3 separate regions of the Homo sapiens genome follow, and regions 1 and 3 are each linked to region 2. A link is a loop called in an ENCODE intact Hi-C map of the cell type or tissue named here. Cell type or tissue: OCI-LY7. All regions are shown on one strand.

Region 1 (8,000 bases), 220 kb before region 2:
CCAAACCATCCTTACCCTGCCCAATGCCAGTATCCTATCCCTATGCCACCCCTAAAAGGCCTAAAGCCTTTTTACCCACTTTTTACAACATGGCCTCTTAGTACCCATTAACTCTCCCATCCTTCCCTTTCAAAAACCAGACAAGTCCTACATATTAGTTCAAGACCTTCGTCTCATCAATCAGATTGTACTTTTCATCCATTCTATAGTGCCAAACCCATATACTCTCTTGTCCAGAATACCTCCCACCACTACCTATTATTCCGTTCTCAGCCTAAAAGATGCCTTCTACACCATTCCCCTACATCCCTCCTCTCAACCTCTTTTTGCCTTCACCTGGACTGACGCTGACACCCATCAGTCCCAACAACTAACCTGGACCATTCTTCCCAGGGCTTCCGGAATAGCCCTCATTATTTTAGCCAAGCCCTTGCCTGCGACCTACTCTCTTTTCAGCCTTCCTTTTCCTACCTCATCCAGTATGTCGATGATCTCTGCAGTCTCTCCTAGGAATCCTCCCAACAGAATATCCTCCTACTCCTTCAGCATTTAGACTCTAAAGGGTACCGAATGTCCCCTTCTAAAGCTCAAATTTCTTCCCCTTCTGTTATTTGTCTCAGCATAATTCTCCATCAGCACACCCGCACTCCCCCCGCTGACCGTATTCACCTAATCTCCTAGACCCCAGTCCCTTCAAAAACAGCAGCTTCTCTCCTTCCTAGGCATCATTGGGTACTTCCACCTCTAGGTACCTGGTTTTGCCCTCTTAACAAAACCCCTTTATAAGCTTACAAAAGGCAACCTAGCTGACCCCATAGACCCCAAACCTTCCCTCATTCATCCTTTCACTCCCTGAAAAAAGCTCTTGAGACAGCCTCCTCACTGGCGTTCCTCGACTCCACCCAGCCCTTCTCTCTACATGGCAGAGGTAAAGGGATGTGCAGTTGGGGTCCTAACACAAGGGCCAGGCCCACGACCAGTGGCCTACTTATCTAAACTTGACCTCACAGTCCTAGGCTGGCTGCCCTGTTTACATGCTGCAGCGGCCACTGCCCTAATACTCCTAGAATCCCTCAAAATCACTGGTTACACCCCAGTTACCCTCTATAGCGCTCACAACCTCCAGAGTCTCATTTCTTCCTCTCACCTCACACAACTACTCTCCTCCCATCTCCTCCAGCTTTATTCACTCTTTATTTTAAACCCCATGCTAACCATTGCTCTTGGACCCAGTTTCAACCCAGCCTTTCACTTAGCACCCAACACATGTCCTGAGCCACATGACTGCATCTCCTTAATACACATGGCATCCTCCCCCTCTCCTCACATTTCTGTTTTTCCAGTCCCAAACCCAGATCACACTTGGTTTATTGATGGTAGTTCTTCAAGACCCAACCAATTTTCGCCAGCCAAGGCAGGTTATGCTATTTGTTGTGTCCCACACATCTGTTATCGAGGCTGCTGCACTTCCACCCTCCACCACCTCTCAGCAAGCTGAACTAATTGCTTTAACTCACGCTGTCTCTCTCTAAGGGAATGCACGTCAATATTTATACTGATTCCAGGTATGCTTTCCACATCCTTCATCACAGTGCTGCCATCTGGGTGGAAAGAGGTTTTCTAACCACACAAGGGTCTTCCATTATCAATGCCTTTCTCATAAAGGCCCTCCTTAAGGCTGCTCTTCTGCCAGCCAAGGCTGGAGTTGTCCACTGCAGAGGATGCCAAAAACCAACAGACCCTATCACTAAAGGAAATGCCCATGCCAGTAAAACAGCAAAAGAGGTGGCAAACACCTCAGTGTCTGCAGACGTTCCAGTCTCTGCTCCAAAAGACCAGTATATTTCTTTCTCATCTATTATCCCTACCTACTACTCTTCTTCTGAAAACCTGCTCTGCTAGTCCTTTCCAACTCACAAGGCAAGTGGTTCTTAGATCATAGAAAGTTCCTTCTTCCTGCCTCACAAGCGCAATCTATTCTCTTATCCCTCCATGACCGCTTCCATGTAGGATACAAGCCTTTGGCTCGCCTCCTAGAGCCCCTTATTTCTTTCTCATCATGGAAGTCCGTCCTTAAACAATCACTTCTTAATGTTCTGTCTGCCACTCCAAGGTTTTCTTAGGCCCCCTCCTTCCCCAGCACATCAGGCCTGAGGGTTTACTACTACACAAGATTGGCAAATTGACTTCACTCATATGCCTCGTGTCAAAAAATATAAGTACCTCCTAGTTTGGGTTGATACCTTCACCAGATGGGTCGAGGCCTTCCCTACTGGATCTGAAAAGGCTGCAGCAGTTTTTACCTCTCTTCTAACAGATATTGTTACCTGTTTCGGCCTCCCTACTTCCATCCAATCTGACAGTGGTCCAGCCTTCATTAGCCAAATCACCCAGGCAGTTTCCCAGGCCCTTGGCATCCAGTGGAATCTCCACACCCCATACCATCCTCATTCCTCAGGAAAGGTTGAAAGAGCCAACGGCCTCTTAAAAACTCACCCTCCAACTCCGAAAGGACTGGACTGTTCTCCTACCACTTGTGCTTCTCAGGATCTGAGCCACCGCCCATGAACCTACCAGGTATAGCCCATTCGAACTCTTATATGGTAGTACTTTTCTACTGGGGCCCAACCTCATCCCAGACACCAGTCCTCCAACAGGCTAGGAATGAAATCTGTCAGGCTGCTAACCTTCTTTTACCCACCTCAGATACCCAGCCATATGAGGACACTCTGGCCAGACAGCCCATCCTGATAAAGAGCTTAACCCCCTGATCTCTACAACCTCAGTGGACAGGACCCTTCCTGGTCGTTTATGGTACCCCAATGGCTGTCTGCTTACAAGATCCTCCTCAGTGGATTCACCCTTCCAGAGTAAAGCTGTGTCCATCTGACACTCAGCCTGACCCTTCTTCCTCCTCTTGGAAGTCGCAAGTACTCTCCCCGACCTCGTTAAAACTCACCGAAATCCCTGAAGAAACTTAAATGTCCTGCTCCTGTCCGCCCTGCTTCTTCACCCTCTTCCTCCACTCTATTTGCCAAGACATCTCCTGGTTTCATCCCCAAACTCCCACCTTAGATTCTCTCTTAAACTGGATAGATGATCTCATCTTTTAGGGCACTCTGTATAACTTCTTCCCAGATGAGACGCCTCTGTTTACCTTCCTACTCACTCTTTATCTATCCCTCCTGCTCCTTTGGCTACCTGGCATGGCCGCACTCCCACTTCCAGTAATGCCTAATTACCTCTACAAAACTCTCAACCCACTCTCTGTTAAACCAGTCCAACCCTTCTTTGGCAAAGGACGCTGGCTTTGCATTTCTCTATCAGCTACCACTTACGTTGCCACTCTCATTCCCACAAAAAACTGGGTAGTTACTAGCTTAACCTACCACCCTCGTAATGAAGGAAAAAGCCCCTTCTAACTCCTACATATGCAGTCATTGGCCAACTTCTCCATCAATGAAATGACCGAAAATACCCTGACAGGTCGTGCAGTTCAACTTTTACGCTCCTACATGTCCAGCCTCACCCATTACACAAGTAATGAAAAGCCCATACACGGCCCTGTGACTACAAACGCTGTCTTAACTTTCCAAGCCCCTTTATGCATCCAACACAACCTGTCATCAGGCCTACCTCTAGGTCACCTACTGTTCCATCAGTGCAACTACGCCTTGCAGCTTCAAGCCCCAACTGACTGTATTAACTTCCAGGTCTCCCAAACAGCTACATTCAAACAGCCTGTCCGCTTCTCAAAGCCCCCAGAAGTCATCAGCACCTCTCTGCTTAACAAACAATCCGGGTTTTGTAATGGCAGGCATACGCACTGCATGACCATTCACCCCTGGACCTCCTGCAGCAGCACTCCCACCACTGACGAATGCCTCCTTATCCCCTCTTTCGATTACCCTTCTGAGTGGCTCCTAGTAGATACAAAATGATTTTTCCTCCAATGGGAAAATAAAACACAGGGAGCCACTCAGCTTATCCCAAACATCCCTTTTCAGCCGCTCACTGGGGCCGCCTTGGCAAGTACCCTAGGGGTGTGGGAAAATGAAAACAAATTCACACACCTTTTTAACATACACAGCCAGTTCTGCCTACCCAGCCAAGGCATATTCTTCTTGTGTGGAACTTCAACCTATGTCTGCCTCACCACTAACTGGACAAGCACCTGTACCCTAATCTTCCTAAGCCCCAAAATTGACATTGCCCCTGGAAACCAAACCTTACCAGTCCCTGTCAGAGCCCAAGTCCATCAGCATAGGGCTGTGCAGATAATACCCTTGCTTATAGGACTAGGAGTTACCAATGCCACAGGAACTGGAATAGCAGGTTTGTCCCCTTCCCTGTCCTACTATCATACACTCTCAAAGGATCTCTCAGACAGCCTACAAGACATAGCAAAATCCACCCTTACTCTCCAATCCCAAATAGACTCCTTAGCAGCAGTAACTCTGCAGAACCACCGTGGCTTAGACCTCCTAACCGTCGAAAAAGGTGGGCTATGCACCTTTTTAGGGGAAGATTGTTTTTCCACCAACCAGTCTGGACTAGTACGAGATGCTGCCTCGCAGTTAAATGAAAAGGCTTCTAAAATCAGACAATGTCTTTCAGACTTTTAACACCAATCTTTGGAGCTGGGCGTTGTGGCTTCTCCCTATAGCTGGGCCCCTCATTTCCATCATTCTCCTTCTCCTATTTGGACCCTGCCTCTTCCGTCTAGCCTCTCAGTTCCTACAAAATCTCATTCAAGCTATTACCAATCAATCTATGCGACAAATGCTACTCCTAACTGCCCCTCAATGTCACCCCCACCCCAAGATCTCTCTCCCAATTAGGAGTCCATGCCGCCCCAAGTCCCGCTCGAAGAATCCCTGAGAAACATCACCCCGTCCACTTCTTTTCTTATTAAAACAAAAAGACAGGAATGTCATATCCCACAAATATGGCTGCATTATTGCCAGCAGGCCATTATTGACGGTGGGCCATTAAGAACTCTGTGACCAGCACATATGCCTCCAGACTTCCTGGAACCAGAAAACCTGCAACAACCAAAAACCACAAAAGAAGAACAACGGGTTTCTGTTCCAACTGGTTGATCAACTTCTTGAGTCAACAAGTCCCAAAACCATGTTGTAATTTTCCACCCGCCACTTTGCCCTGTAAAGACTGCTCTCCCTCACACCTCCGGGCTGACTCCCTTTTCCGATTCAGCCCACTAACACCCAAGTGAATAAACGGCCTTGTTGCTCACACAAAGTCTGCTTGGGTCTTCAATCCAGACCACGCTGTAACACACACTTACAAAATTCTGCTGAGAATATGCCCCCCGTTATTCATAATGCTCATGTTTTTCATACTGAGGGTAGCTGTGCACTTTGGGTTTTTACAGAGAAATGTGTTTTAGGGGAAGTTTTTCTGGCTGACTTGTTCAATCATATCTAATCTGAGTTTTTTTCTTAAGATGCTTTTCTTTTTTTTTCCCTCTCAATATAATCATTTTCAGAGTGAGCTGTTTTTCTCTTGAATGCATTGGGTGTCTGTTTTGGAAGCCCTATTACTATCCCATGGTGTCTGTTAATGAGGTGGGCTGTCATAGTGAGAACTCTTGGAGCTATCTCTATATGGACTCATGCTGGAAATCCAGCAGAGTGATTTCCATGTCACCATTACAAATAAAAAACTGAGGCTTAAACACTGCACCCATTCCCATTATTGTGAAGGTGCAATTCTACCCAGGAGGCCTGCAGGCTCTCCTCCTGCAACTCAGGCTTCATTCTCTGATGTGGCATTGAAGTGCTGCTGTGGCAGTTGGGGTTATATATAGGGTGCCAGGTGTGAGCTGTGTGCTGGGGGCTCTGCCTCAGTGGCAGATGGTAGGAGTCAAGAGAGGACACAAGCTACCAGGAGACGGCAAGCAGGAGGCACCTGGCTTTAAGTTGCAAAATTACCTTTTGTCATGAAGATGTGAAAAGTGTATTTTGTCATTGATTATAACCAATTAGCATATATGGATGACCTCCCAAATTACCAGGTGAATTTATGATGAACTATGTATGACATGTGCTGTAAATTTTTCTACTTGTGGACTAATTATTGTGACCGTCTTTCTGTCTTTGCAATCTCTTAAGCAGATTGACTGTGATGCATGTCACATTCTGGTTGAATTGTGTAATAAAACAGCTTTCTTTCTGTTCTATCATTGTGGAGTTACTCTGGAGCTGGAGAAAATTTTTCTTTTATTTATATTTTCCAAACACTGTCTAGAATTACCACACATGATATAAACATATAAGGTGCCAACCAAGCTTTAATCCAGAGGAGGCTTTTCCTTTCAGGCTTCCAGTCAACTCACAATTGTGCTGCAAAATGCATGCTGTCCCCTAAATATGCAGGCAGAATTGTGTCTCTGTCTATTTGGTGTTATAGTCCTCTACAGTCACCTCTAGAGAGCTAGGCCAGATTTCTACATACTTCACAGGGCAGCAGTTAACCATTTTACCTCTTTCAATGACTCTTGTATCTTTAGACCAGAAACTGCTTCAGAGATCATGGGACCCAGAAACCCAGAGTAACGTGTGCCTTAAGTAGACATGAGAATCTCCATATTTTTTCCCTTCCTCCTCTTTTTTTTTTTTTTTTTGACATGGGTTCTCACTCTGTTGCCCAGGCTGGAGTGCAGTGGCATGATCTCGGCTCACTGCAACCTCCACCTTCTGGGTTCAAATGATTCTTCTGCCTCAGCCTCCTGAGTAGCTGGGATTACAAGCACGCACCAAGACGTACAGCTAATTTTTGTATGTTTAGTGGAAGGGGGGGTTTCACCATGTTGGCCAGGCTGGTCTCAAACTCATGACCTCAGGTGATCTGCCTGCCTCGGCCTCCCAAAGTGCTGGTGTTACAGGTATGAGCCACCACACCCAACCCCTTCTTCCTCTTCTTAAAATACCCACAAATGTGTGGATGACACCTACTGCTACTGCACCCATCCAGGAACTAAATTTGCAGCTCCAAATTCTGAATCAGGGTCTTAAGATTTGGGAAAAAATAAAACCTTTTATCTGAGAAATGCAAATTCTTTTAGTTATAAGGTTCAGAGACATTAAAATAATACCACAATTATGTATTTCTCTGTTCTTTGAGCTAAGAATTTATCTCTTGAAACTGCTTGCTATTGCCACAAGTAGGTATAAATTAAACTAATAATGACACACTGGATCCTGTAACCCACACCCTATAGCTTAACAATGTTTATCCAATCAATAATCAATCTTATTTTTTTGTAAACAAATGAGAGTTTCTGACAAACAACTTTGTATCAGCCCACCCTCTTTCCCTCTCTTTTTGCCTTTACAAATCCACTTGCAGCTGCGCTAATCAAAGTGTAGATTCCTGGCAACATGAATCTTTGATCCCAGGTTACAATTCCCAATCTTGGCTCAAATAAACTCTCTACTTATATTCATGTAGCTTCAGCTTTTTCCTTTCAAGTAGACATATTATTTAGAATGTGCTAGAGCAGCCTCTATGAGGCGATCTCTCCTTTGGTTGTGCTCCACTTGCTGTAACACCCAAAAATGCAGAGGCAGGCTGCTCCCACCTAGAATCTGTACATAAGGTCTGGCCTCTCCCTGGAATTTACAAGACAGGGCCAGACTCTGGTTTGAGAAAGTACAGAAAACCAACAGGAGACATTTTCTGCATTGTGAGATGTCAACATAGACATCTTAAAGCTTCCCTTTGAGAGTGTTGCTCTTAGAACTTTTCAGATCTTGTTCAGTGACCTGCTACAGTTATGTGAGAGGATCCAGGTGTAAATAGAATCTGATGACAGATTCTGTAAGCGTAAACAAGCATCTTAGGGGTGAGAGATGAAGGCCACAAAGTATCGAGAGTCATGATCACAATTATACCTACCCGTAAAATGTAATACTGGACTAGAGTATTTTTTCTTTCCTTTTGCCCAAGAGCTAGCTAATTAGGACCCGTAATCTGGA
Region 2 (8,000 bases):
TTTTTTTAAAAAATGGGGACCCTGGGACTGGAGCTACCTCAGTCTAATTGCCTGCTACTTAATTGTGTACACACTCTACAGGGGATAGATTTTCCCCTGAAATTTTCACATGTGGCCCAAGCAGAGTCTCAAGACTACTCCCCACCCCCAATTCCTTCAGCCTAACTCTGGCTTGCAGTAAAATACCAAATTTCCAGTTTTTTCTGACATTCCGAAATGCCAACTTCCTCATCCTAATTCACATTATTTTAGTGTACATTTTAGATACTGTATTTTAATTAATCATTTTTTGACACAGCATTGGATAGCACTTTAGAAAAATTTTTTTCTGTTTGAAAATATTTCCCAGGAGAAGAAAGCAAAGAATCATCCCCTGACACTGTATTGTAAAAAAATCTCTGTGCCTCTTTTTAAAATAATCTTCCCTAGGCACAGAGATCTTACCAAAATGTTTTTGGGTCAAGGTTTCCCTTTGGAAACTTTATGGAGTGCTGTTTCCTCAGCCACTCCTCAGTGTTTTCCTGGTTTTGAGTTTTAGTACTGTCTGGGGATAAACCAAGATACCCACAATCGCTATGTCTGCTACAATGTTTAGTGAATATCAGCTCCTGGGTCATTTTCTCCCATAGGACAGTCTCAGGTATGGAGTGTAGCTTCTTAAAAGAGCAGGTGGATGTCGTGGGGCTGAGAGGCATCTCCTGGTGCACTTTTTTTTTTTTTTTTTTTTTTTTTTGAGACAGTCTCATTCTGTCGCCCAGGCTGGAGTGCAATGGGGCGATCGTGGCTCACTGCAAACTCCGCCTCCCAGGTTCAAGCGATTCTCCAGTCTCAGCCTACCAAGTAGCTGGGATTACAAGTGCACGCCGACACACCTGGCTAATTTTTGTGTTTTTTGTAGAGAGGAGGTTTCACCATGTTGGCTGTACTGGCCTTGAACTCCTGGCCTCAAGTGATCCGCCCACCTTGGCGTCCCAGAGTGCTGAGATTACAGGCGTGAGGCACCCCACGCTGGCCACACTTTTTTTTTTTTTTTTTTTTTTGAAAAGCTAACCCGTTGAGACATTAAGATTGTCTTCACCCAATCCAGCTTTCATTTCTTGGAGACAGATTGCTGGTCAGCCAATCAGATGCTGGTATTAAGGGGAAAACAAATAATTTCTTCCCCCTGAATTCTCTTAACATTTGTGAAAGAAAAAATAGTGTACCAAAAAAACTAAAAAAAACTTACTCCAGTGAGATGGTGCAAGAACTTGCAAACTAAAATGCATCTGGAGCAGTAACTGAGGTATAGTGTCTCCGAAGAGGGTGGTCGTTGAGCACTTAAGTGAGCAGGATGGGGTGGGAGAATCAAGGGATCGTGGCCTGACTTGACACGAGTCAAACACATCAGTTTTCTAATCAGCACTGCCACTCTCTGGGGGTTTATCATCTTGAAAAGATTTCTTCACTTTTTTTGACTTCAGTTTTTTATTGTAAGTTGCATTTTATTAGTAAAACTTGAAAGGTAAAAAATTTACAAAAAGGTGGGTTTCAGGGAGAGAAATAATATCTAATTATATAGTCCATTTGTTAAAAATTCTCATTTATCTTTTTCTTTGCCAGAATGAGTTTAAGAATTTTCTCGGGTGTGTCTTTTATGGGTGAGATCAAACAGAATTCCAAGTCTTGGCTTTTAGAATGCTAACCAAGGAAAAAAATAGGGAGAATCTCTTTTTAATTTTGGCTGTAGAAAATAAATACTTTTCCACAAGAATATGTAGTAGATAATTGGTGAGTTACTTAGATTTGTGAAAACATCAGTTCCTCTTTATGCAGAGTACATTTGTAACAGTGAATATCTCTAGTCTATGTCCTGTTATCTTGATTTCTGAGTTTAATGCTGAATTATATGGTAAAACTTGGTACCTCCCAGAAGCGTTCCCATATGACTGTTTACTACATGATTTTTAATAAAAATTATAAAATAATACGTTTATCATCTAAAAGGAATGGATACTTTTGCTTTTCTTGTTGAGGTATAAAATGTAAACACCTTAAAATGTCTTCCCCTTATATGATCACTGTGTTTGAGTAATTTTGCTGGATTTTTTAAACACTTACTTTCAAAAACCAAGTTAATACCTCTGACATGGAAATTAAAGCTTCAGCCCAGTGACTCTAAGCTAAGGCTAATATGGAGCCTGCAAAAGGAGGTTATTAAAGGCCCAGTTAGGTTCTTTTTGGGGAGCCTCCCCTGCAGATGTCCCAGCCTGCTCACACCAGCCATGAAGAAGCCTTTATACTGAGAGAAGCTACAGAGCCCAGGAAAGCTGGGGACCCACAGGCAGATGCAGTTAAAGTTAAGATGGAAGGGGATTAGGAAGGTCTTACTGGAGATGAAGTTGTTACTGTTTTAAGGCAGTTTCTAGACTTACAAAATAAAACAAAGTTATGTAAAAAAAAAAATTTGAATTCCAAAAGAGTGTTGCAACAGGCAAAGTACCAACTATAAGATCTTGAAGGACTGCAAAGTTTAGGCAGACAAGATTAGAAAGAAGGTGGGAGGGGATGGCAAATAGAAGGTGGGAAAATTAGATTTTATATCAGAGAATGTTTTACCCTGAAGTCAGCATGTTCTTAGCTGGGACATAAAATGGTGTATGTTGGTTCAGACTGAGGGTAGCTCAAAATTCTGAGCCTGTGGGAAGAAGATAAACTTAAGTAAAGTTTGATTAAGAAATATTTCCTCTTAGCCACTGAGACCAGTTCAGCTGTTTTTTGTTTGTTTGTTGTTTGTTTTTAATGAGAAAAGGAAATGTGGAGTCTGTGTTTGGTTATGTGATAGGTAAGAAAAGAGCACCATCTAAGTCATAATGGGAGGGTGTTTCTTTCCATCAACTGTTCCTGGAGAGCACAAAGGATGGATAATTTTATTAATCACAGCTATTTACCAGGATTATCTATGTGCTTCATCTTTCCCCACCTCTTTTCTTGGTCCTATACATTTCTTCCATTTGAGTTTTCCTGCGTTGTGTCTTTTATAATAAACTGGTCAACATAACTACAGTGTTTGCTGAGTTCTGTGAGTAGCTCTATCAAATTATTGAACTTGAGGGAGGTTATGGGAGTCCCAAATTTTTAAACAGTAACCCCAGTGTATAGATGGGCCTATGGAATTTGTGACTGGCATCTGCAGTGAGGATAGTGTTGTGGGACTGAGCCCTGAATCAGGGTCTGTGCTGACCCTGGGTGGTGTCAGAATTCAAATGTTAGACAATTAGTTGGTGTTAGAGAATTGCTTGGTATTCCACAAACTCTAGAGATTTGGTACCAGAGGAAAGATATCACAGAAGCCTGGCCTGGAATGGAACTCTGGGTGTCTGGGAATGGGAGGCTCTGCTCTCCTGTACACAGACTGTCACACTGCCCGTTGTCCTGTGATTCCATGTCTCCTCCCAGGGTGAGCGAGAACTGACAACTTAGAGGAAATGAGCTGTGATAACAGACCCCTTTTTTCCACAGCTGCCACCACAGGATTCCCACCCACTCTCAAACATACGCACTAGACATTGATGTGTCCACACCCCTCCCAGGACTAGGAACCACCCTCAGGAATTTCACCACAACATTTTTGATCCTGGTATTTTTTGCCAAAAATCCACAAAAGTGTCTACATGTCTCTGGGGATATCCCCACCCCCAGACACTGAATCTGCAGTAGCAACCTGCTTCCTCTACCAACCTGTTCATAATCTCATCTGCCTGCATGGACACAAATCAGAGTACAGCCCCCCTGGGCCACTATCTGATAGCACAAACAAATCCATCCACTTACATTGCACTATTCTCCACTCATGGATTTTTTTTCCTTTTAACTTTTATATTTGGTTCGTGGTACACGTGCTGATTTGTTATATACATAAAATTGTGTTGTGAGGCTTTGGTGTGCAGATTATTTTGTCACTGAGGTAGTAAGCATAGCACCAAATAGGTACTTTTTCTGATCCTCTTTGTCCTCTCACCCTCCACCCTCAACTTGGCCTCTGTGTTTGTTGTTCCCCGCTTTGAGTCCATGTGTTTTTGTTTGTTTGTTTTGAGATGGAGTCTTGCTCTGTTACTCAGGCTACAGTGCAGTGGCATGATCTCACTGCAACCTCTGCCTGCCAGGTTCAAGTGATTCTCCTGCCTCAGCCTCCTGAGTAGCTGAAATTACAAGCACCTGTCACCACGCTTGGCTAATTTATTTATTTTTAAAAATAGTGACAGGGTTTCACCATGTTAACCAGGCTGGTCTCAAACTCCTGACCTCAACTGATCTGCTGGGCTCTGCCTCCCAGGGTGCCATGTGTTATTATTTAGCACTTACTTATAAATGAGAACATGTATTTGGTTTTCCATTTCTGCATTAGTTCACTAAAGATGATGGTCTCCAGCTCCAACCATGTTGCTGCAGAGGACATAACCTTATTATTATTTTTTTAGGGCCACACAGTATTTCATGATGTTTATATATCATATTTTGTTTTTATTAAATATTTTGTTTTATTTTGGAGACAGGATATTCTATTGCCCAGGCTGGAGTACAGTGGGGTGATCTTGGCTGACTGCAGCCTCAACATCCTGGGCTTAAGCAATCCTCCTACCTCAGCCCCCAAAGTAGCTGGGACTACAGGCATATGCCACCACACCTAGCTAGTTTTTCTTTTTGTATTTTTTGTACGTACGGGGTTTTGCCATGTTGTCCCAGGCTAGTTTCAAACTGCTGAGCTCAGGCAATCCAACTGCCTTGGCCTCCCAATGTGCTGCGATTACAGGCGTGAGCCACTGCACCCAACAATATGTTTTCTTCTTTTTTTTTTTTTCTGAGACAGTCTCCCTCTGTCGCCCAGACTGGAGTGCAGTGGCACGATATTGGCTCACTGCAGCCTCCACCACCCAGGCTCGAGCGACTCTCCTGCCTCAGCCTCCCAAGCAGCTGGGATTACAGGCATGCACCACCATGCCTGGCTAATTTGTTTTGTATTTTTTAGTAGAGACGGGGTTTCAACATGGTGTCCAGGCTGGTCTCCAACTCCTGACCTCAAGTGATCTGCCTACCTTGGCCCCCCAAAGTGCTGGGATTATAGGTGTGAGCCACCGCGCCCAGCCATAATGTTTTCTTTATCCGGTCTACTATTGATAGACATTTAGGTTGCTTCCATGTCTTTGCTCACAAGTACTATTGTGTATAGTGCTGCAATGAACATGCATTTGCATGTGTCTTTATAATAGAATAATTTATATTTTGGGGGGTATATAGAGTATTTTTGGGGTATTCAGGTTGCTGAATCAAATGGTAATTTTGATTTTAGTTCTTTGAGAAATCATCACACTGCTTTCACAGTGGTTGAACTAATTTATACTCCCACTAACAGTGTATAAGTATTCTTTTTTTTTTGCAGCCTTGCAAGCATCGTTTTTTTTTGTTTGTTTGTTTGTTTTTGTCTTTTTATTAATAGCCATTCTGACTGGTATGAGATTGTATCTCACTGTGGTTTTTCTTTACGTTTCTCTAATGATTAATAATGAGCATTTTTTAATATGCTTGTTAGCCACATGTGTGTCTTCTCTTGAAGAACATCTGTTCATGCTTTTTTCCTAGTTTTTTTTTTCTGGCAAACTTGCTTAAGTTCTTTATTAATTTTGGATATTAGACATTTGGCAGAAGCATAGTTTGCAGATATTTTCTATTGTTCTGTAGGTTGTCTTTTTACTCTGTTGATAGTTTCCTTTGGTGTGAAGAAGCTCTTTAGTTTAATTAGGTCTTATTTGTCCATTTCTGCTTTTGTTGCAATTGCTTTTGGTATCCTCAACATGAAATATTTGCCAGTTCCTATATCTAGAATGGTCTTTCCTAGGTTATCTTCCAGGGCTTTTGTATAATTTTAAGTTTCAAATTTAAGTCTTTAATTTATCTTGAGTTGACTTTTGTATGTAGTGTAAGGAAGGGGTCCAGTTTCAATCTTATACATAGTACTAGCTAGTTATTCCAGCACCATTAAACAGGGAATTCTTCCCACATTCCTCTTGTCAGCTTTGTAGAAGATCAGATGGTTGTAGGTGTGTGGCATTATTTCTGGGCTCTCTGTCCTGTTGCATTGGTCTATGAGCCTGTTTTTTGTTTTGTTTTGTTTTGTACCAGTACCATGCTGCTTTGGTAACTGTAGCCTGGTAGTATAGTTTGAAGTCTGGTAATGTAATGACTCCAGCTTTGTTCTTTTTGCTTAAGATTGCCTTGGCTATTCAAGTTTTGTTTGTTTTTGTTTCATATGAATTTTAAAATAGTTTTTTTTTCTGTTAAGAATCTTTTTGGTAATTTGATAAAATAGCATTAAATCTGTAATTTATTTTTTTTTTTTTTTTGAGACGAAGTTTTGTTTTTATTGCCCAGGCTGGAGTGCAATGGTGCAATCTCGACTCACTGCAACCTCCGCCTCCTAGGTTCAAACAATTCTCCAGCCTCAGCCTCCTAAGTAGCTGGGATTACAAGCATGCACCACCATGCCTGGCTAATTTTTCTATTTTTAGTAGAGATGGGGTTTCGTCGTGTTGGCCAGGTTGGTCTCAAACTCCTGACCCCAGGTGATCCACCCACCTCGGCTTCCCAAAGTGCTGGGATTACAGGCGTGAGTGAGCCACTGCACTGGGCTAAAGTGTGTACCTTTAATGCCTAGTTTGTTGAAGGTTTTTTACATGAAGTATGTTAAATTTTATCAAAAGCTTTCTCTGCAGCTATTGAGATAATCTTGTGGGTTTTGTCTTTAGTTTTGTTTATGTGATAAATAGCATTTATTGATTTGTGTATGGTGAACCAACTTTGCATTTTAAAGACAAAGCCTACTTGATTATAGTGAACTAGCCTTTTTTTTTTTTTTGAGATGGAGTTTCACTCTGGTTGCAATGGCATGATCTCAGCTCACTGCAGCCTCTGCCTCCTGGGTTCAAGTGATTCTCCTGCTCCAGCCTCCCAAATAGCTGGGATTACAGGCATGCGCCACCATGCCTGGCTAATTTTGTATTTTTAGTGGAGACAGGGTTTCTCCATGTTGGTCAGGCTGGTTTCGAACTCCCGACCTGAGGTGATCCACCCGCCTTAGCCTCCCGAAGTGCTGGGATTACAGGTGTGAGCCACTGTGCCTGGCCAAGTTATTTGTATTTTTGTATGTTCAGTGGTAATGTTCATTTTGTCATTTCTAATTGTATTTATTTGAATCGTCATTAATCTCGCTATTGGTTTATTTTATTAATTTTTTCAAAGTTTTAACTTCTGAATTTCTTAATATTTTGTATAGTTTTTTTATGTCTAAATCTCCTTCAGTTCACATCTGATTTTAGTTTTTTCTTGTCTTCTGCTAGTTTAGGGATTTGCTCTTCTCTTATTCTTTTATTTGTGATATTAGGTTGTTAAATCGAGATCTTTCTAACTTTTTGATGTGAGCATTTAATGGCATAAATTTCCCTCTTAACACTGCCTCAGCTGTGTTCCAGGGATACTGGTATGTTGTATTTTTGCTCTCATTTGTTTCAAAAAACTTCTTGATTCCTGTCTCAATTCCATTATTTACCCAAATATCATTCAAGTGCAGGTTAAGTTCCACGTAATTGTATGGCTCACCGTAAACTCTGCCTTCTGCGTTCAAGCGATTTTTGTGCCTCAGCCTACCTAGTAGCTGGGATCACAGGTGCCCGCCACCATACTCAGCTAATTTTTCTAATTTTAATAGAGTCGACGTGGTTTCACCATGTTGGCCAGGCTGGTCTTGAACAGATCTGAGGTGATTCGCCCGCCTCGGCCTCCCAAAGTATGGGGATTACAGGCGTGAGCCACCATGCCTGGCCATTTATGTTGTTTTTAGTTGGAGAGTTCTGTAGATTTCTATTAGGATTATTTGATCAAGTATTGAGTTTAGGTCCTAATATCTTTGTTAATTTCCTGCCTCAATAATCTGTCTAATAGTGTCTGTGGGGTGTTGTTTTCTTCCA
Region 3 (8,000 bases), 270 kb before region 2:
CTCTAGGTCCAGCACCTAGGTGATGTGACTCTTCTCTCCTGCCTGGGCCATGCCCACTGAAGTGAGAGTGACTTTATCTCTAGGCCCAACACACAGATGATATGATACTTCTGTCTGGTCCCTGCTCACAGAGGTCATCATGACATACCTTGTATACCTTGGGGCTATCACCTTGATAATGTGACACTCCTCTTTTTCCTGGGACCTGTCCACAGTGGTTGTTGTGACATATTGCTTTGCCCAAGACCTGATTCCATAGTTTATGCTACTCTCTTCTACCCTAAACCTTACCCATGAAGAAAATTGGGACATATTTCTGGACCCCTCACTTAGGTATTGTGACTCCTGCCTGGGCCATCACCTCTGGTGGTATTGTGCCATATGGCTTGACCCAGCACCTCAGCGATGTAACCCTCCTATAATGCTAGAGCTCTTTCCAGGCAGAGTGTGATTTATTGCTAGTGAAGCACTCAGGTATGTACCTGTTCTCTCCTTCCTGGGACCCGCATTTGTTGGTTATCGTGACATACCACTAGGTCCAACACCCTGCTCGCAGGGGTATTATGTGTCTTTTCATTCATCACCTAGGTGATATGAAAACTCTGCCCTTGCTCTCCCAAAATTGGAGATTGTGACATATCATTGGACCCAGCACCTAGGTGATGTGACCCTGGTCTTTTGCCTCAGTTTAGTATATTTTATGTATTGTGACATATTACTGGGCAAAACACCTAAAGGATGGGAGGCTCCTGCCTGAGTCCTGACCACAGGGGGTCTTGTGACACGTTTCTTCATCCATCAACTATGCGATGTGACTATTAATCTCTGCCTTGGTTCTGCCAAAAAAAAAGAATTGTCATTAGACCCAGCAATTTGTAACGTGACTCTCCTCTCTTTTCTGGACCCTGGATACATTGTGTATGGTGACATTTGGATGGGTCAACACCGAAGTGATCTGACTCTTGAATGGCCTCTTCCCACAGAAGTATTATCGCATAAATTTTCTTTCATCACCTAGATTGAATTGTTAATCTAATCCCTTGATCTTGCTGAAAGTGTGATTGTGAAATATGCCTCTCCCCAGCACCTGAGTGATTTGACTCTCCTGCCTTGGCCCAGTCCACAGATAGCATTATGACATGTTGCTGAACCCGGCACCTAGGAGATGTGACTTTATTTTCCTGCCTTGGTACTGCCCACAGTGAGTATTGCGACACATAGCTTGACCTTGCACCCAGGTGATGTGAGTCTCCCCTCCTTTCTTAGCATGGCCCACTGGCAGCATTGTGACATATTGCTGGTCCCCACACCCAGGTTGTGTGACTCTCCAGCCTGTGCCTTGCCCACATGGATCACTGGGACATATTGCTGGGTCTAACATCCAACACACGGGTCACTGGGGCCTATTGCTGGGTTCAACATAAAGGCAATTTAACTCTCCTGCCTGAGTCCCACCTACAGGGGACATTATGACATATCTCTATGCCAATCACCCAGGTGTTATGACTCTCTTCTCCTACCTTATCCCTGTTCACAGTGGGGATTGTGACATATCACTAGGCCTAGCACCTAGCTGATGTGACTCTTCTCTTTTTTCAAGGTTGTGTCCACAGGAGCGATTTTGATGTATTGCTGGGCCGAACACAAAGGTGATGTAAGTTTTCTGCCTTGGCCCTACCAAAAGAAAGCATTGGGACATATTGGTGGACCCAGAACCAAGGTGCTGTGAGTCTCCTACCTGGATCCTGGCTGCAGGAAGCATTGTGCCATATCTCTGCACTCATCAACTATTTGGTGGAGTGCTCTTCTCTTGCTTGGGCTTATCCCATTGGAGATATTGTGATGTATCTCTGGGCCCATCGCCTAGATTACATGGCACTCGTTTTCTTCCTGGGACCTATCCACAGTGAAGATTGTGACATATCGGTAGACCCAGCACCTACATGATGTGACTTTCTTCTCATACTGGGGTCATGCCCACTGTGGTGATTGTGACATATAACTGGGCCCAAACCCTTGGTTTTGTGACTCTCCTTTTTTTCTGAGCCCTACACAAAGAAAAAATTAGAACACGTATATGGGCCCCTCCCTAGGTGATATGACTCTCTCCTCTCTTGCCTAGCCATGCCCACAGAAGTGAGAGTAACTTATGACCAGCACACAGGTGATGTGATTCTTCTGCCTGGTTCTTGCTGACAGGAGTCATTAAGACATGTCTCTGGGCCTATCAGCTAGATGATGTAACTCTCCTTTTCTTCATGAGACCTGTCCACAGCAGGAATTGTGACCTATTGCTGAGCCCAGTGCCTGTGTGATGTAACACTCCTCTCATTCTCTGGCTCTTCCAACTAGAATGATTGTGACATGAAGCTGGGCCCAGACCCTAGGTTATGTGACTCTTCTTTTCTTACTGAGCCTTACACATGGAGAAAATTGCAACATATTATCGAGCCCCTCACCTAGGTGGCATGACTTTCATGACTAAGCCATTCACTCAGAGGGGTATTGTGACATATTTTTGCACACACACTGATGTGATGTGACTCTCCTCCTTTGCTTAGGCCCTGTCCAAGGAGGTATTTTGATGTATCACTGGGCCCAGTACCCAGGTTATTTGACTCCCCTCTTCTGCCTGGGCCCTGAATACATTGTGCATTGTGATGTATGGCTGGGTCCAAAACATAGATGATGTGGCTCTCCTCAATGGACTTTGCCCACAGAAGTATCAGAAGAGATTAAAAAAGAGATTAAGGCCGGGCATGGTGGCTCATGCCTGTAATCCCAGAACTTTGGGAGGCCGAGGCAGGCGGATCATGAGGTCAGGAGATCGAGACCATCCTGGCTAACACGGTGAAACTCTGTCTCTACTAAAAAATACAAAAAATTAGCCGGGTGTGGTGGCTGGCGCCTGTAGTCCCAGCTACTCGGGAGGCTGAGGCAGGAGAATGGTATGAACCTGGGAGGCGGAGCTTGCAGTGAGCTGAGATCAAGCCACTGCACTCCAGCCTGGGTGACAGAGCGAGACTCTGTCTGAAAAAAAAAAAAAAAAGAGATTAAAATCTCTTAATTCTACACCTAGGCGATTGGACTCTTCTTTTATGCCTGGGCACTGCACACAGCTGAGATTGTGACCTTCATATGCATGCCCAGCCAACAGTATAAACTTCTTTCCTTCCACGTAAACAGCCCACTGTTGAGGTTCTGAATCTCACACCCAAAGGCAGGGAAGTGGGGAAATCGACTCTCATATGTAGATTTGGTTCACATTTGCGTTTGTGACTCTTAAATCAACATTTAGCAAACCTGTGAGGCCATCACTCTACTAAGAAGACACAGTCCACAGGATGGATTGAGGCTCTCATTCTTTGGTCCAGTCCACCATTGAGACTGTGACTCATGTAGTTATACCCAACATGACATTTCACTGTGCCGAGCACCTAGCTGATGTGACTCCTTTTATTTCTGGGTTCTGTCTCCAGAGAAGATTGTGAAATATTGCTAGGCCTTTCACCTAGATGATGTTACTGTCTTACCTCGGCTCTTTCCTCAAGGAATATCGTGACATATTGCTGGACCTAGCATCTAGGTGATCTGACTCTTTTCTGTTGCTAGGGATCTGCCTAAAAAAAGGATTTAGTTGTATTGCTGGGCTTAACACCTAGGCAGTGTGACCCTCCCCTCCCACCTGAGTTCTTCATACATTGTGTATTGAGACATAGGGTCAGGTCCAACACCTAGGTTATGCAACTCTCCTTGATGGGCTCTGCCCTTAGGGGTATCTTTTTATTCATTGCCTAAGTTATGTGACTCTCCTTTTCTGCCAGAGCTTTGCCAGAAGTGGGGATTGTGACATATAACTGGACCCAGCACCTCGGTAATATGACTGTTCTTGTTTTACTGGCCTGAGCATATTTTGGGTACTGTGATATATCTCTTAGCCCAACACCCAGGGGCTGGGAGGCTTCTGCTTGGGCCCTGTCCACAGGGGGCCTTTTGACATATTTCTGCATTTATCACCTAGGAGATGTAACTCTTCATTCTGCCTGAACCCTGGCCACGAAAAAAAAATCGTGACAGATTTTTTAGGCCAGTAACCAGGTGATGTGAATTTCCTCTCCTACCTAGGCACTGCCCATAGGGGGCACTGTGACATATCACTGGGCTCCACACCCAAGGTATGTGATTCTTCTGCCTGTTCCCTGCCCACATAAGGCATTATAACATGTTATTTAGTCCAAAACCCAGGTAATGTAACTCTCCTGCTTAGACCCTGACTACAGGGGGCACTGTGACATATCTCTATGCACATCTCGCAGGTGATATGACACTCTCGTTTTGCCTGATCACTGCTCATGTGGGGGATTGTAAAATACCACTGGGCCAAGCACCAAAGTGACATTGCTCTTTTCTCTTTGGCTTGGCCTTGCCCTCAGAAGGCATTGTGACATATTGCTGGACCCAGCACCAACGTGATGTGAGTCTCTTTCCTGAACTCTGTCCACAGGGGACATTGTGACATATCTCTGGGCCTGTCAACTACTTGATGTAACTCTCTACTCTTACCTGGGCATTGCCTGTAGAAGAGATTGTGACAATTCCCTCCTGAAAGCAGAACACGGGCAGCCGAGTTACATAACCTGGACGCATGGCCTAGTGATAGTTCCCAATCTTCCTTGTGGGCAGGGTGCAGGTAGGAAAGTCATATCTTCTAAGTGATAGATGCAGATAAGTATCAAAAGGTCCCCACATAGGCAGGATCCATGCACAAGCCTCCCATCTCCCAGTGGTGGGGCCCAGCAATTTGTTACGATACCCAAAATATGTGAGGCCCAGGCAAAAGGAGAGAGTCACATCACCTAGGTGCTGTGTTCAGTGATATGTCACAATCCTTCTATTTGGCAGGGCTCTGGTGGAATAAGAGAGTCACATCACATAGGTAATAAAGAAAAAGATATTTTAAAGTACCCTGTGGGCAAAACCCAGGCAGGAGAGTCACATCATGTAGGTATTGGACTCAGCCATATGTCATAACACACAATGAATACAGGACCCAGGCAAAGGAGGAGTCATATTATTTAGGTGCTGAGCCCACAGGTATATATCAGAATCTCACTTTTTGGCAAAGCTCAGATGTGAAAAGAGCATCATATCCAATAGTTGAGGGGCCTAGAGATATGTCAAAATGCCCTGGGTGGGCAGGGACCATGTGGAGGATTAAGGTAAAAGAGGAAAGTTACATCAAAAGTTTATAGACTAAAAAATACGTTGCAGTGCTCTCTGTGGGCAGGGACCAGGCAGAAGAATTACATCACTTGTGTGCTGAGGTCAGCAATAAGTCACTTTTTTTTTTTTCTGAGGGGGTTTGTCCAGAAGGAGAGGACCCAGAGACAGAGATATGTCAGAATCTTTCAAAAGCAAAGTGCAAGTAAGAATAGAGAGTCACATCAAATAGTTGATAAGTTTGAGATATGTCACAATGTGTCTCCAGGCAAAAGAGCCACATGATTTTTGTGCTAGGCCCAGCAATAGGGCTGAATGCCTTTCCAGGTCAGGGCCAAAGCGAAACGGTAACATCCTGTTAGTGTTGGGTCCAGTGGTATGTCACAATTTTCCCTGAAGACAGAACCTAAAAACAATAGAAGAGCCACAATCCCCTCTGTTAGCATGAATCAGGAAGGGGAAGAGATTTATGTAACCTGGTTGATGGGTACACACATATATCACAATGTCCTCTGTAAGAAGTTCCCAGGCAGGGAAGTTTCATTACCTAAGTGTCAGGAATCAGGAAGGAGAAGAGATTTATGTAACCTGGTTGATAGGTACACAAATATGTCACAATGTTTCCCGTAAGCAGTGCCCAGGCAGGAGAGTTACATTACCTAAGTGTTAGACTCAGCAGTATGTCCCATTGGCCCATGTGGGCAAGGCACAGGCAGAAGAGCCACAAATCCTTGACACAGGATGCAGCAATATATCATAATGCTCCCTGTATACAACACCAAGGCAGAAGAAAAGACTCACATAACTTGGGTGCAAGACCCAGCAGTATGTCATAATTCTTCATGTGGGCAATGACAAGGCTTGAGAGTAGAGTCACACCACCAAGGTGCAGGGTCGAGCAATATGTCACAATTTTATCTGTGAGTTCACTCCAGGCAGCAAAGTCGAACCACTTAGGTGCTGGGTAAAGGTGTATGTCACAATCACACTTGCAGGAAGGTCCAGGAATAAGATCACAATCCCACACATGTTCTAGTTCTAGGTGGGAGTGTCAACATATCTTGTATGTTGGGTCAATCTCTCCCAAGAGGATTGACCGTACACCCATATCACACCCTGCTGACAGTAAAGATTGTTATCATTTCCCGTGAACACAGCCCACTGTTGAGATTCTGAAACTCACACCTGGAGGCAGTCAAAAGTTGGAAAATTGACTCTCATATGTGGATCAGGTCCACAAGTGTTCTGGTGACTCTCAGGCTAAGATTCAGCAAACCTGTGAGGCTGGGACTCTACTAAGGTGAGATAGTCTGCAGGAAAGATTGAGGCTCCCATGCACTGATCCAGTCCACTGCTGAGATGGTGACTCATGTACTTAAACCCAACATACAAGAGGTGCTGACTTTCATACCTAGAACCCGGACATGTGTGGGCTTGTTAATACCATCCCTGCACCTTCCTACAGGTGTGATAGTTAAATAAGTCTCTGCCCAGCTCTTAAGTGATTTGACTCTCTTGCCTGGGCCCGGCCCACAGTTCAAAATGTGCCATGTTGCTGGACCTGGCCCCTAGGTAATGTGATCTAGTCTCCTGTCTCAGCACTGCCCACAGTGGGCATTGTGACATATCACCGGGCCTTGCACCCAGGTGATGTGAGTCTTCTCTTCTGCTTTGGCACTGCCCAAAGTAGACATTGTTACATATCACCAGGCCTTGCACTCAGGTAATGTAACTGTCTTGTCATGGCCCTGCCTGCAGGAGGCTCCATGATGTCACTGTCTTCTTCTACCTGGTCTTTGCTCACAGCGGGTATTGTGACATATTGCTATGCCCAGAATCCAGCTGATGTGACTCTCCTCTTTTTTCTAGGTTCTGCCCACAAGGGAAATGGTGACATATCACTGTGCCCAGCACCAAGGTGACGTTACTCTTTTGCCTTGGCCCTGCCCTCAGAAGACATTGTGACAAATAGCTGAGCCCAGAACCAAGGTGAACCTGCCTGAAACCTCCCCACAGGGTCATTGTGACCTATCTCTGGGCCAACCAACTATTTAATGTGTCTCTCCTCTCTTGCCTGGGACTTGCCCATAGGAAAGATTGTGACATATCTCTGGGCATAGGACCTAGGTGATATGACTTGCTGTGCTTGTCTGGGCAATTTCCACAGAAGAGAGAATGACTTATTCCTGGGCTCAGCATACAGGTGATGTGATTCTTCTGCCTGATCACTGCCCACAGGAGTTATTGTGACATGTCTCTGGGCCAATTACCTAGATAATGAGACTCTTCTCTTCTTTCTGGGACCTGTCCATGGCAGGGATTGTGACATATGGCTTGGCCCAACACCTACCTTTTTTTTTTCTCCTTTTTTTTGAGATGGAATTTTGTTCTTGTTTTCCAGCACGTAGTGCAATGGTGTCATCTTGGCTCACCGCAACCTCCGCCTCCAGGGTTCAAGCGATTCTCCTGCCTCAGCCTCCCAAGTAGCTGGGATTACAGGCACCCACCACCACACCCAGCTAATTTTGTATTTTTAGTATGGATGGGGTTTCTTTGCCCCCCTTATTTAGGCGATGTGAATTTTTTTCTTGGGGCCTACCCTCAAAGGGTATTGTGACAAATTGCCAAACTCAGCACCTAGTTTATGTGACTCTTTTCTATTGCTTGAGCTATGCCCTGAAAGGGACTGTGATGTACCACTGGGCCTAGCACCTAGGTGACATGACTTGCATCTTCTGCCTGGGTACTCTATATATTGTGTATTGTGACATATGGCTTGG

Evidence for each region. Hi-C counts contacts between places; a loop is a spot of excess contacts. Peaks named below come from ENCODE experiments on the same cell type or tissue, not always from the same donor. Only the 100,000 strongest peaks of a DNase experiment are listed, where the experiment ranks them.
Region 1: a loop joins it to region 2, with 3 times the contacts of the local background. A loop is called at or near these places in 2 of 110 quality-filtered maps.
Region 3: it touches region 2 in a loop (3-fold over the local background); 2 of 110 quality-filtered maps call a loop at or near these places.

The regions. Positions count from the first base shown.
Region 1 is chr7:64,681,629-64,689,628 of GRCh38, forward strand. All of the region lies in intron 1 of ZNF107 (zinc finger protein 107), which reads left to right. It also overlaps the pseudogene BNIP3P11. Among named protein-coding and RNA genes, the nearest start is that of MIR6839, 6.6 kb to the left of the region's middle. In OCI-LY7, CTCF peaks have their summits at 3,683, 7,544 and 7,759; DNase peaks (open chromatin) are centred at 3,643, 5,093, 5,833 and 7,683; H3K4me3 peaks cover 3,987 bases; H3K27ac peaks cover 7,502 bases.
Region 2 is chr7:64,904,403-64,912,402 of GRCh38, forward strand. All of the region lies in intron 1 of ZNF273 (zinc finger protein 273), which reads left to right. Among named protein-coding and RNA genes, the nearest start is that of ZNF273, 5.1 kb to the left of the region's middle. In OCI-LY7, no CTCF peak of the experiment used is centred here; DNase peaks (open chromatin) are centred at 1,379, 3,739 and 4,219; H3K4me3 peaks cover 4,995 bases; H3K27ac peaks cover 4,383 bases.
Region 3 is chr7:64,632,398-64,640,397 of GRCh38, forward strand. It overlaps LOC124901656 (a long non-coding RNA gene), which reads left to right. Exons shown (of 7, transcript XR_007060350.1): 2 at 1,085-1,201; 3 at 1,601-1,654; 4 at 7,090-7,209. LOC105375326 (a long non-coding RNA gene) reads right to left here and starts at 3,681. Exons shown (of 3, transcript XR_927602.2): 1 at 3,534-3,681; 2 at 1,521-1,674; 3 at 726-836. In OCI-LY7, CTCF peaks have their summits at 4,234 (motif pointing right) and 6,988 (motif pointing right); DNase peaks (open chromatin) are centred at 4,224 and 6,984.